Regions from separate parts of the Homo sapiens genome. Here region 2 is linked to region 1. A link is a contact called in ENCODE Hi-C data. All regions are on one chromosome and are shown on one strand. The core of a region is the stretch at or near the end of the contact, and the rest is flanking DNA. Distances in the headings are between cores, read along the strand shown. Region 1 holds the start of TMEM177 (transmembrane protein 177). Region 2 holds the start of TSN (translin).

Region 1 (5,370 bases), core at 2,701-5,200:
TGCATTCTGCAGCCCCACTGGCTCACTCTCCTCTCCAGGTCTACTGCCAGGACCTGCCACCACTGTGTTCAAATACTTTCCCAGGGAAAACCTCATCTCCAACTAAAAGATGTCATGAAGCCAAATTGGGTCTGGCTCCCTGATCACAACTCTCCTCACCTTGCCCTGCTGTGGTCCTGTCCAAGGATCTAACCCAGGGGCCCGGCTCCATCCACCACCGGAGGGCTCAAGGGAAATAAGCAGGGCAGGGCTGCAGTCTCCCCTGGGTCCTGAGTGGGACCAGGCCTAACCCACTGCCCACCTCCACCCCTCTGCTCTCCTTGCTGACCCCTACGAGCCAAGCTTACCCCCACCTTGCTGCCTCTCCTCTCCAAGCCCTGGCCACGCTGTGCCTGGGGAGGCTGACAGCTCTGGATGGCGCCAGTGGGCTCCCTCCCTGCAGGGCCTCGGTCTTACAATGGTTTGTTCCTTCCTCTACATTTGAGTGAAGCTCTTGCCAAGTCTCCCATGCCACAGATCTCGGAGTTCTGGAACACCTCCCCTCCCCTCAGGTCCAGGGACTCTCCTGGCACGTGCTGGTCTCCTTCTCCCTGAGTGTGCCATCTGCATCCACGGGACCTTGACTGACACAACACTCTTAAGGCCCCCTCACCTTAAAACAGCCTCTCAGGACCACACTAACTTCTCATCTTGGGCTCTCTAGTCTTTTAACCTCTAACAGAGTGGAGGAAAATTGGGATTTGACCACCACTTAAATTGAGGGGTGGTTCTTCACTGTAGGAAAGTGTTCACATAACTGCTAGTACCCTGGTGTTGAGGTGTGCCCTGACTCCCACAGCCTGGTGGCACTCAAGACCAAGAAGGAGGCTGGGCGAGGTGGCTCACGCCTGTAATTCCAGCACTTTGAGAGCCTGAGGAGGGTGGATCACTTGAGCCCAGGAGTTTGAGGCTGCAGTGAGCTATGGTCACCACTGCAGTCCATCCCGGGCAACAGAGTGAGATGCTCTCAAAAAAAAAAAAAAAACGACCAAGAAGGAGGGATGTCTGTTTATTTACAGTGCACCCTTTGTGCCAGGCCCTTATGTTCATGACCTTACCCAACTCTACAATCTTGCAAGGCGGTTTACATCATCTCCACTTTACAGTTCAAGAAACAAAGGCTCAGATTCATAGCCCCTGAATAGTCCCTCATAGTCCCTGAGTTCATAAGTAGTGGTTATAGTACAATCTAAGCTATTTAATTCCAAAGCCAGTGATTTTTCTGGCCGTGAGCTATAGGTCCAAAGGCTCCAACAGGGCCCTCCAGACTCAATGGCAGGGTGGTGTCTGCACAAGCTGGAAGTGTCCTTGTGATGAGCCCATCAGGAGCGGCCCGGATTGAGCATCCCCCTCCACATCTGCAGCACAGAGTCCCGGCGGGTGGTGTAGGGTAAATGTTTGATTCGGAACAAGTGTCTGGGGACGATGTTCCCGCTGGGTGTATACAGCTTCTCCCCGTCTTTGCCCAAGAGACTGCGCAGGGCCAGGTTGCCCGACAGAAGCTTCTCATAGAACTCCACTCCACCACAGGCATAGGCTGCAGAGAGGGAGGCCGTGCGGCGGTCCAGCCAGGACTCCACGGCATGAGTGAGAGAATCCTGGGAGAAGGCGTAGGCCACAAAGCCTGCCACTGCTGCCACCAAGCTGAAGGCAGCCCGTAAATTCATGGGGCCTGCATGGAGCCCCAGGGTGTACTTGGCACCCACGCCCAGTGCCCAGGTCCCTGCCAGGCAAGCTGGGGCCAGCAGGGCGTGCACGGCAGTGGTACTGCTTTCCAGGTACACCACTTCCCTGGCCAAGGCGAACTTCTGGGCTTCACGGGACAAGGTCAGGGAAGCTCTCAGCCGGGCGCCTGCTGGGCTCCGCCAGTCCACTGTATGCCCATGTATGACCACGGGATGGTTAGTGTTGATCACTAGGTCTCCCAAGAAACTGGCAGGGATGCCCACCACAGCCCCAGCAGGGAGTCTTGGGAAGCCTGCACTCACAGGTTGGAAGGTGAAGGTGGTGAAGGGCTTGTAGCAATGGCCTGAAGGAACACCTATGTCCTGTAGCACCTCTTGGAAGAGGCTCTGCAGCTGTGGAGGGAGCGGAGCTGGCTGGCCCTGAGGCCAGTACTGGTAGAGCCATTGGACCACGGGATCCGGGAAGAGGTGGTACGAGATTGGAACTCCAAACAGGCCTGCACAGGAACCCACCAAGAGGCCTGTCCTGTGTCTCTGCACAAATGCTGCGGTCCGCCACAGGGGACCTGCCATGAGTGTAGTCACTGCGGACAATCTGGGCCAAGAAAAAGAGAAGTCAGCCAGTTTCCCTGGGTCAGCCTGCAGACTGAACATCCTCCAGGGTCCACACCACCTTTTTAAACCAAAGTAACACAGCATAGTGGTGAAGAGTGTGGGCTCTAGAGCCAGAGTGCCTGTGTTCAAATCCCAGCTCCGTCTCTGTGCGTCAATTTCCCCATGTGCCAAACAGGTGTGTCGTAATGGCCCACCTCTAGGGTGGCGGTGATGAGCACATGAATAAACATACATAAAACATTTAGTGTCTGGCACAGCAGCAGATATTCCTTATAATAATGGCTGTAATGACTTTTATTCCCATCGCTGGGCACGGCACTCCAACTGCCTCATTCCACTCATCCCATGGTAAAGCCCTATGATTACTAATTTATAAGGAAAAACGTGTTCAATTTATTGAGTGCTTACTATATGCTAGACTCAGTTCTGAGCACTCTTACCGATTGAACCCTCACAACCCCATGACCTAATTACTACAGCTAACCCTATTTCAAAGCTGTGAAAACTTAAATGGCCAAAATCCTAAGCTAGTGAAGTGACAGTGTTATGGGCTGCACTGTGTCTCCTCCTCCTCCCCAGTTCATATATTTAAGTCCTAACCCCCAGTACCTCAGACTGTGGCTGTATTTGGAGACAGGGTCTTTAAGGAGATAATTAAGATAAAATGAGGCCATCAGTATGGATCCTAATCCAATTTGACTGGTGTACTTATAAGAAGAGATTAGGATGCAAACAGGCACAGCAGGAAGATCATGTGAGGATCCAGGGAAAAGGCTACCACCTACAAGCCAAGAAGGGAGGTCTCAGAAGACACCAACCCTGTTAACACCCTGGTCTTGAACTTCCAGCCTCCATAACTCCCAGAGGACAAATTTCTGCTGGTTGGGCCACCCAGTCTCCGGTACTTCGGCATGGCAGCTCTAGCAAGCTAACACAGGCATAGTCAGGTGTCCACAGCAAACTTTTTGTTTTAGAAAACTTGTTATGCCAAATTACAAGCATATACCAAAGTAGACAAAATAGTACATCCATCAACTTCAATCCCATCAACTCATGGCCAATCTTGTTTGATTTCTCTTTCCACCACACTTCCGTCCAACTGGTTTATTTTGAAACATCCCCGGGCATCCTATCACTTCATCCGTGAATACGTCAGTAAAAATTCACAATTATTTCACTTTGATTGAAACTTACTGTATTCCTGTCCGTGAAAAGTGCTTAATGAGCAACGAATGAGTTGCCGCAAACAAAAACGCAGGGTACCGCTTGGCCTATCTTAATCAAGAACTCCTATAAGAATCATTATCATTCGGGCTTTTTTTTTTTCCCAATGCGGAAAGTGAGGCTAAGAAAGGAAAGGTCTGGACCAAAGTCCAACGTCCCTAGGGCCATCGCGCTGCGGGGTGGGCCTAGAACACAGTACCATGCAGCCCGCCGGTGGCTGGGGGAGGAGGGGCTGCAGGAGCCCCGCAGAGGGGTCCTCGCTACGCTTCCACTCTGGGCCCCTAGGCTACTCCGCAGTCTGAACGCGTTACCGGGTCGCATCAGGCCGGAGAAGGGTCCCTCCCGCTCGTCCGTGCGCTCACCTCCGCCGCCGCTCGGAACGCCTACATGTGCGCGCGGCAGGGCGGCCGCAAAGCACGCCGGCCGGGGATCTGGGGGCGGGGACTTCGGGAGGCGGAGCTCGCCGGCCCCGGATCTTGGGATGGGGACTTCAGGGGGCGGAGCTCGCCGGCCGGAGATCTCGGGGCGAGGATTTCAGGGAGGGGAGCTCGCTCGACGGGTCTGGGGGCGGGACTCTTGGGGGTGTGGCTGGGGGGGCCTCAAGGGGATGTCCGTGGGGGGCTCCGGCCGCCGCAGAGGCTCCTTCTCTAACTGTGCACCTTGGGGTGGGTCCGCTAGCACTTCCTCCTCTGCGTTGAAATGCGTCTTTGATTAATACAAAAATTAGCTGGGCGTGGTGGCGCACGCCTGTAGTCCCCAGCTGCTGGGGAGGCTGAGGCAGGAGAATCGCTTGAACCTGGGAGGCAGAGGTTGCAGTGAGCCGAGAATACGCCACTGCACTCCAACCTGGGCGACAGAGCGAGACTCCGTCACACACACACACACACACACACACCCCGGTGTCTTTGATCATGCCACACACACACACACACACACCCCGGTGTCTTTGATCATGCCACACACACACACACACACACACATACCCTGGTGTCTTTGATCATGACACACACACACACACACACCCACCCCGGTGTCTTTGATCATCACACACACACACACACACACACACACACATCCCGGTGTCTTTGATCATGCCGTTGAACCCCCGAAGGAACGGCAGCCCCGCGTGGGTCACCAGGCGGCCTATGGCAGGGCCCCCATCAGAACCCATGCCCATCTGACTGGCCGGCCCGTGTACTTCTCCGTCTGGAAGCGCTCACCCTTGGCGGGGAGCTCTGAGCTTTATGTTTATTACCATGTTCGCTGCCCCCCAAGCTCCTCCCAGGTGCTTCACACTGTACAGTCCACAGAGCAGCGTGCCATCTGTCATTTCTCCTTTCCAGCTGCTCTGTGAGGTAGATGAGGGATCATCTAATCTGTGCACCAAATCCAGCTCTCCACCTGCTTTTGTAAATAAAGTTTTCTTGGAACACAGCCATGCCCAATCCTTTACAGAGGGTGAAAACAGACTGCCTAGGGTTAAAGCCGGGCTCCACCCCTTACTAGCTGTGTGATAAAATGAGTTGGTGTATATGTAACCTGTGCCTCACGGTTTGTGCCGCCTAGCCATTAGCTATTATTATTAAAGTCTGTTCTGTTTCTGAGCCCCCCCCCCCAATTTTGGCTGCTCAGTTGTTTGTATGTAAATAGTGCAATGTGACCTCAGCCAAAGCCAGAATGTGGGACATTCTACAGGGCAAATGACGTGGTTTATCCAACAAATCAATGGCATAAACAGGGAAGGAGGGGGACTCAAAAGAAAAGAGACTTGAGAGTCATTGCAGTTAAATGCAATATGTGACTTTTA
Region 2 (5,544 bases), core at 945-3,444, 2.1 Mb before region 1:
AAAATACCAAAAAAAAAAAAAGTAGCTGGGCGTGATGGCGGGCACCTGTAACACCAGCTACTCAGGAGGCTGAGGCAGGAGAATTGCTTGAACCCAGGAGGCGGAGGTTGCAGTGAGCTGAGATGGCACCACTGCACTCCAGCCTGGGCAACAAGAGTGAAACTCCGTCTCAGAAAAAAAAAAAATTAAAAAAATAATAATAAACCCTTTTCCCGCTTACCCTGAGAATACTGTGCTGGCAGAGAGCTGCACTTTTTTTTTCTAAACAGGAAATGGGTTAAGCAATTGTAATTATCATCAGTAGAATGCCCTCGCAATAGAAAACATCTCTGTTTAAACCATACTGTGTGGAAGTGGAAGAAAAATCAACCAAAATTATCAAATCACCTACTTCTTCAATTTTTACTCACCATAAAGCATGATAGCCATTTTTCATTATAAAATGTCTTCTGGATAGAAACTCTCCCTCTAAATAAGAGACTGATAATTGGATACAAAACAAAGAACTTACTGTCCTGAAACCCAGCACCCTGATGGACCCCTTGCAGTAGAGTTAAAATCTCTCGAGCTGTTTGTTCTAAACTCTGTACAACTTTTCTGATTTCCTAGAGAGAATTAAAAATAAAAATCAGATACTCAACAGAATCATTGTCATACACTCACACAAAACACATTAGATAGCTTATGTGATCTATCATAACCAAGTTTGAATCCTGACTTTTCCACTTATTTCCTCTGTAAGACTTCAAAAAGTCACTAAAAAGCCTTAGATTCCTCAGATACCCTTTAAAGAATAATAGCCACCCATTAAACCCAAGTATTCAATTGGGACATTATAATGGATGACGTGTGTGAACGCAACTTGCAAAATGAAGAGTTAAATGCAACACAAGAGTCGGGTATTTCTAATTCTTTTTTCTTTTTTTTTTTTTTTTTGAGACGGAGTCTCGCTCTGTCACCCAGGCTGGAGTGCAGTGGCGCGATCTCAGCTCACCGCAACCTCCGCCTCCCGGGTTCACGCCATTCTCCTGCTTCAGCCTCCCGAGTAGCTGGGATTACAGGTGTGCGCAACCATGCCCAGTTAATGTTCTTTTATATTTTTAGTAGAGACAGGGTTTCCCCATGTTGGCCAGGCTGGTCTCAAACTCCTTACCTCAGGTGATCTGGCCGCCTCGGCCTCCCAAAATGCTGGAATTACAGGCATGAGGCGCCGCTCCCCGCCTCTAATTCATTTTTAAAATATTCACTGAGCATACTTATGTGCGAGGCACTGTGTAAATACCGGGGAACCAAGCACACAATCCCTTCCCTCTGGCGGTTTAACATACAATGAGGGAGAAGATTTTTTTAAAATAATCAATATTACACACATTAAAAAAAGTTAATGTGCTACTAGAAAACATAACAGGAAATAGATCGCTTAGACTGTGACGCCAATGAGATAAATACGAGACAATCAGGAAAAGAACGGGAAAGAAGCAAATTCCAGGAAAAGCAAACAGGCAGGAAGCTATTTGGGGCACTAGAAGAGGTAAAGTGAACATCATACACAAAGACAGAGAGCATAAACGAGATTGAAGAGAAACCATGTGAGCCACAGTAGAGTCTGATTTTTTATCCTGTGTGGCATAGGAAATCACAGGAGAGTTTTAAGCAGATCACATGTGCTTTTAAGACACCAACAAAAATACACGAAACGCTCATTCGCTGAAGACCAGGTGCTAATCGAGCCTTCGATATAAACAAGTGCTGAAAAGAAGGAAAACTGACACAAACGAGGCAAGTGATGCTGAGAAGCTGAGACTCGAACACGGGGAATCAGGACAGAGCAGCAAAATTTTGGGCGGGGGCGGGGAGTGCCTAACCTAAAGCTAGAGGGGAAGCAACCCACCCTCGGAGGCGTCCCCACCGCCCGAGACTGAGCGACAGAGGAGGGCCGGGCGAAGTGGCCCAACTAGGCATGGAAAGGCAAAGGGAATGGGGAAGGGAGGGGGCTCGCCTCTCGGATGTCCTGCTCGGCAGCCAAAAAGCCCTGCAGCTCCACGAAGATCTCGCTCACAGACATGGCGCCGGCTGCACAACAATCAGCCAGTGTAGCAAGGGCGGCCAAGGAAGTGGACGCCGCAGGCAACCAGCGCAATCAATCGCAACGGCCGCCGCTACCGCCGCGTCCCCCCGGTCTTACGCCACGACCGTCGCTAGGGTCCTCCGAGGCTCGCGGCGCGCCGGAGGACGGGCTGTCCGCCGCGCTGCCTGAGGCGCCGTCCGCTGCGTTCGGAACCGAGGCGCGCGTCCAAAGGGCAGAGGAGAGGGAGAGTGGGCGGGGCCTCAGTCTGAGGCCTTCAGACAGGCATCGCCAGAAACAACCTGCGAAGGCGGCCCTCGGAGCACGTGGGCCTGAGGGAGGGCGGGGACGGGCGTGTAGGTGGTGCGGGCAAGTGGGGCTGGTTAGCTTATATGTGTGTATTTATTTCATACACAACAACAGTTGGAGGGAAATATTTGACAACGAAAGAGTATGCACAAAAAACAGGTGCAGAAGAATGTAGAGAGAGTTCAGCCTTCGTGAGAGAGTAGGGGGCCAGTGCATTTCCAAAAAAAAGGAAAATAAAAGTAACGTATGTAGGACTGTGAGTAGGGAATGGATTGGGAGCGAAAATTTTCTGTGTAGATCTTTTAATGTCTTCTCTGTATGGCTGTATTACCTATTTTTAAATTAAACGGCTTTTTTAAGCGTGTGCGGTGGGATGTTTCTCTTTCCACTCACACCTTGTCCTAATTCCCCTTCCATGCCCTATAACGGTTTCCCCTTTCATGCCCTATAACGGTTTCCCCTTTGTTCTTGAAGAGTTATTTCATACACACATACTGTGTGTGTGTTCTTGAACAGTTATTCCATACACAAATACAGTGTGTGTGTGTGTTGCACTCGCCAGATGAATTGGAATGATTCTTATCAACTAAATGATAATTTATTGCTTGCTTTGTTTCTGACATTATTCTAAACTCTTTACATGAAGGATCATATTTAATTCTCATTATATGAGAATAATTTCATGTCCATGAAGAAGACAGTAAGACCACTAGCACCTACATTTTTAAAAAACTATCGGCCGGGCGCAGTGGCTCACACCTGTAATCCCAACACTTTGGGAGGCCAAGGCGGGCAGATCACAAAGTCAGGAGTTCGAGACCAGCCTGACCAACATGGTGAAACTCCGTCTCTACTAAAGATACAAAAACTAGCCGGGCGTGGTGGCGCGCGCCTGTAATCCCGGCAACTCGGGAGACTGAGGCAGAAGAATCGCTTGAACCCGGGAGGCACAGGTTGCAGTTAGCCGAGATCACACCACTGCACTATAGCCTGGGCAACAGACTCCGTCTCAAAAAAAATAAAAAACCCTTTCTTATCTCGTGTTTGTTCTCCCAAAACCCATTCGTCTGTCCTAAAGAATCCTATTTGTTCTCATACAAACTTTCGTCACCTCTCCGTTTTACCTAGAGTTAGGCACACAAGCCACTAACTGGTTTTTTGTTTCTTTCTTTTCTTGTGTGGTTTTCGTTATTGTTGTTTTGTTCTGTTTCATTTTTTGGTCTCATTACGTTGCCCAGTCGGGTCTTGAACTCCTGGGCTCAAGAAATCCTCCTGCCTCAGCCTTTCAAAATGCTGGGATTACAGGTATCAACCACTGCGCCCAGACATAAACCTCTAACCATTTAGTAGGCTAGCTACTTATTTTGCTAGCTCCAGCATCCATGCAAATAAGCCTTTTTTGGGAGTGTCCTATAAAAAGTTTAATTAGACCCTATTAGTCGATGGTGTTGTTGAGTTCTTATATGCCCATGCTGATTTTCTGTTCCGTTAATCTGTCTTTTGTCAGTTTAATTTGCAGGCCCTGGCTGGGCATGGTGGCTCACACCTGTAATCCCACCACTTTAAGAGGCTAACGAGGAGGATCACTTGAGCCCAAGAGTTCGAGACCAGCCTGGGCAACATAGTGAGACCGCCATCTCTACAAAAAATGTTTTGAAAATTGGCTGAACATGGTAGCGCATGCCTGTGGTCCCAGCTACTTCAGAGGCTGAGGTGGGAGGATCACTTGAGCTCAGGATGCCACGGCTGCAGTGAGCCATGATTGTGCCACTGCACTCAAGCCTGGGTGACAGAGTGAGACCCTGCCTCAAATAAATAATTTTTTGGAGGCCCCCATAAACTGAACAAAATATAATAAAGAGAAAGCTTTTCCTTCCCAATACTAGCTTCATAAAGAACTGGAAAGTGTTCCCTTCTGGTCTATTATCTGGAAGAGCTTATGCAGATTGCTGTTTGTTCTTTAAGTAGTTGTAGAATTCTCTGCTGAAACCTTCTCCAACGAAACCTTCTTTGGAGATCTCTTTTGGGGAATTTTTATTGCAAATTCAATTTCCTAATAGTCATAGTGCTACTCAAAGTATCTTTTTCTTTAAGAGATGGGGTCTCGCTCTGTCAGCAGGTGATTCTTCTGCCTCAGCCTACCCAGTAGCTGGGACTATAGGCACATGCCACCACACCTGGCTAATTTTTGTCTTTTTTGGTAGAGATGGGGTCTGGCTATGTTGCCCAGGCTACAAAGTATCTATTTAATATTGGGTGAGCTATGGTAGCTGTGTTTTTTTAAAGGAATTGGTTCATTTAGTCTAAGTCATTTATTTGAATAGAGTTGTTTATAGTATTTCCTTATATTCTTTTGTCATCTTCAGGCTCTCTAGTGCCACCCTGTATTTCATTCCTGATAGAAAGAATTTATCCATTTTCTCTGTTTCTCTTTGTCAATCTTGCTGGAGGTTTATCCACTTTATTGATCTCTTAAAATAACTAGTTCTCTGTTTAATTTTTTTTTTTTTTTGAGATGGAGTCTCTGTCACTTGGGGTGGAGTGCAGTGACGTGATCTCGGCTCACTGCAACCTCCGCCTCCTGGGTTCATATGATTCTCCTGCCTCAGCCTCCCGAGTAACTGGGATTACAGGCGCGCTCCGCTGCACCCAGCTGATTTTTGTATTTTTAGTAGAGATGGGGTTTCACCATGTTGCCCGGGCCGGCCTTGAACTCCTGACCTCAGGTGACCCACCCACCTCAGCCTCCCAAAGTGCTGGGATTACAGGCATAAGCCACCATGCCCGATTCTGTTTCAATTCCATCAATTTCTACTCTTTATTATTTTCTTTTTTTTTTGAGACAGAGTCTCGCTCTGTCGCCCAGGCTGGAGTGCAGTGGCGCAATCTCGGCTCACTGCAAGCTCTGCCTCCCGGGTTCACGCCATTCTCCTGCCTCAGCCTCCTGAGTAGCTGGGACTACAGGCGCTCGCCACTGCACCCAACTAATTTTTTGTATTTTTAGTAGAGACAGGGTTTCACCTTGTTAGCCAGGATGGTCTCGATCTCCTGACCTCGTGATCTGCCCGCCTCGGCCTCCCAACGTGCTGGGATTACAGGTGTGAGCCACCGCACCCGGCCGTCTGCTCTTTATTATTTTCTTCTTTCTGCTCGTTTTGGTTTTATTTTAC

What was found. Hi-C counts contacts between places; a loop is a spot of excess contacts on that map. Pooled maps may share reads with other maps.
Region 2: a loop to region 1 is called in a map of CD8-positive, alpha-beta T cell, with 6 times the contacts of the local background. The contact joins the promoter of TSN here to the promoter of TMEM177 in region 1. A Hi-C loop is called at or near these places in 2 of 168 maps with a recorded cell type or tissue (CD4-positive, alpha-beta memory T cell and CD8-positive, alpha-beta T cell) and 10 of 50 pooled maps.

What each region holds. Positions count from the first base shown.
Region 1 is chr2:119,677,781-119,683,150 of GRCh38, reverse strand. TMEM177 (transmembrane protein 177) reads right to left here and starts at 3,950. Exons shown (of 2, transcript NM_030577.3): 1 at 3,875-3,950; 2 at 1,033-2,319. The coding sequence starts at 2,297. The coding sequence ends at 1,362. RefSeq lists a silencer at 3,874-4,103.
Region 2 is chr2:121,752,301-121,757,844 of GRCh38, reverse strand. It overlaps TSN (translin), which reads right to left and starts at 2,194. Exons shown (of 6, transcript NM_004622.3): 1 at 2,000-2,194; 2 at 512-605. The coding sequence starts at 2,065. RefSeq lists an enhancer at 2,140-2,329.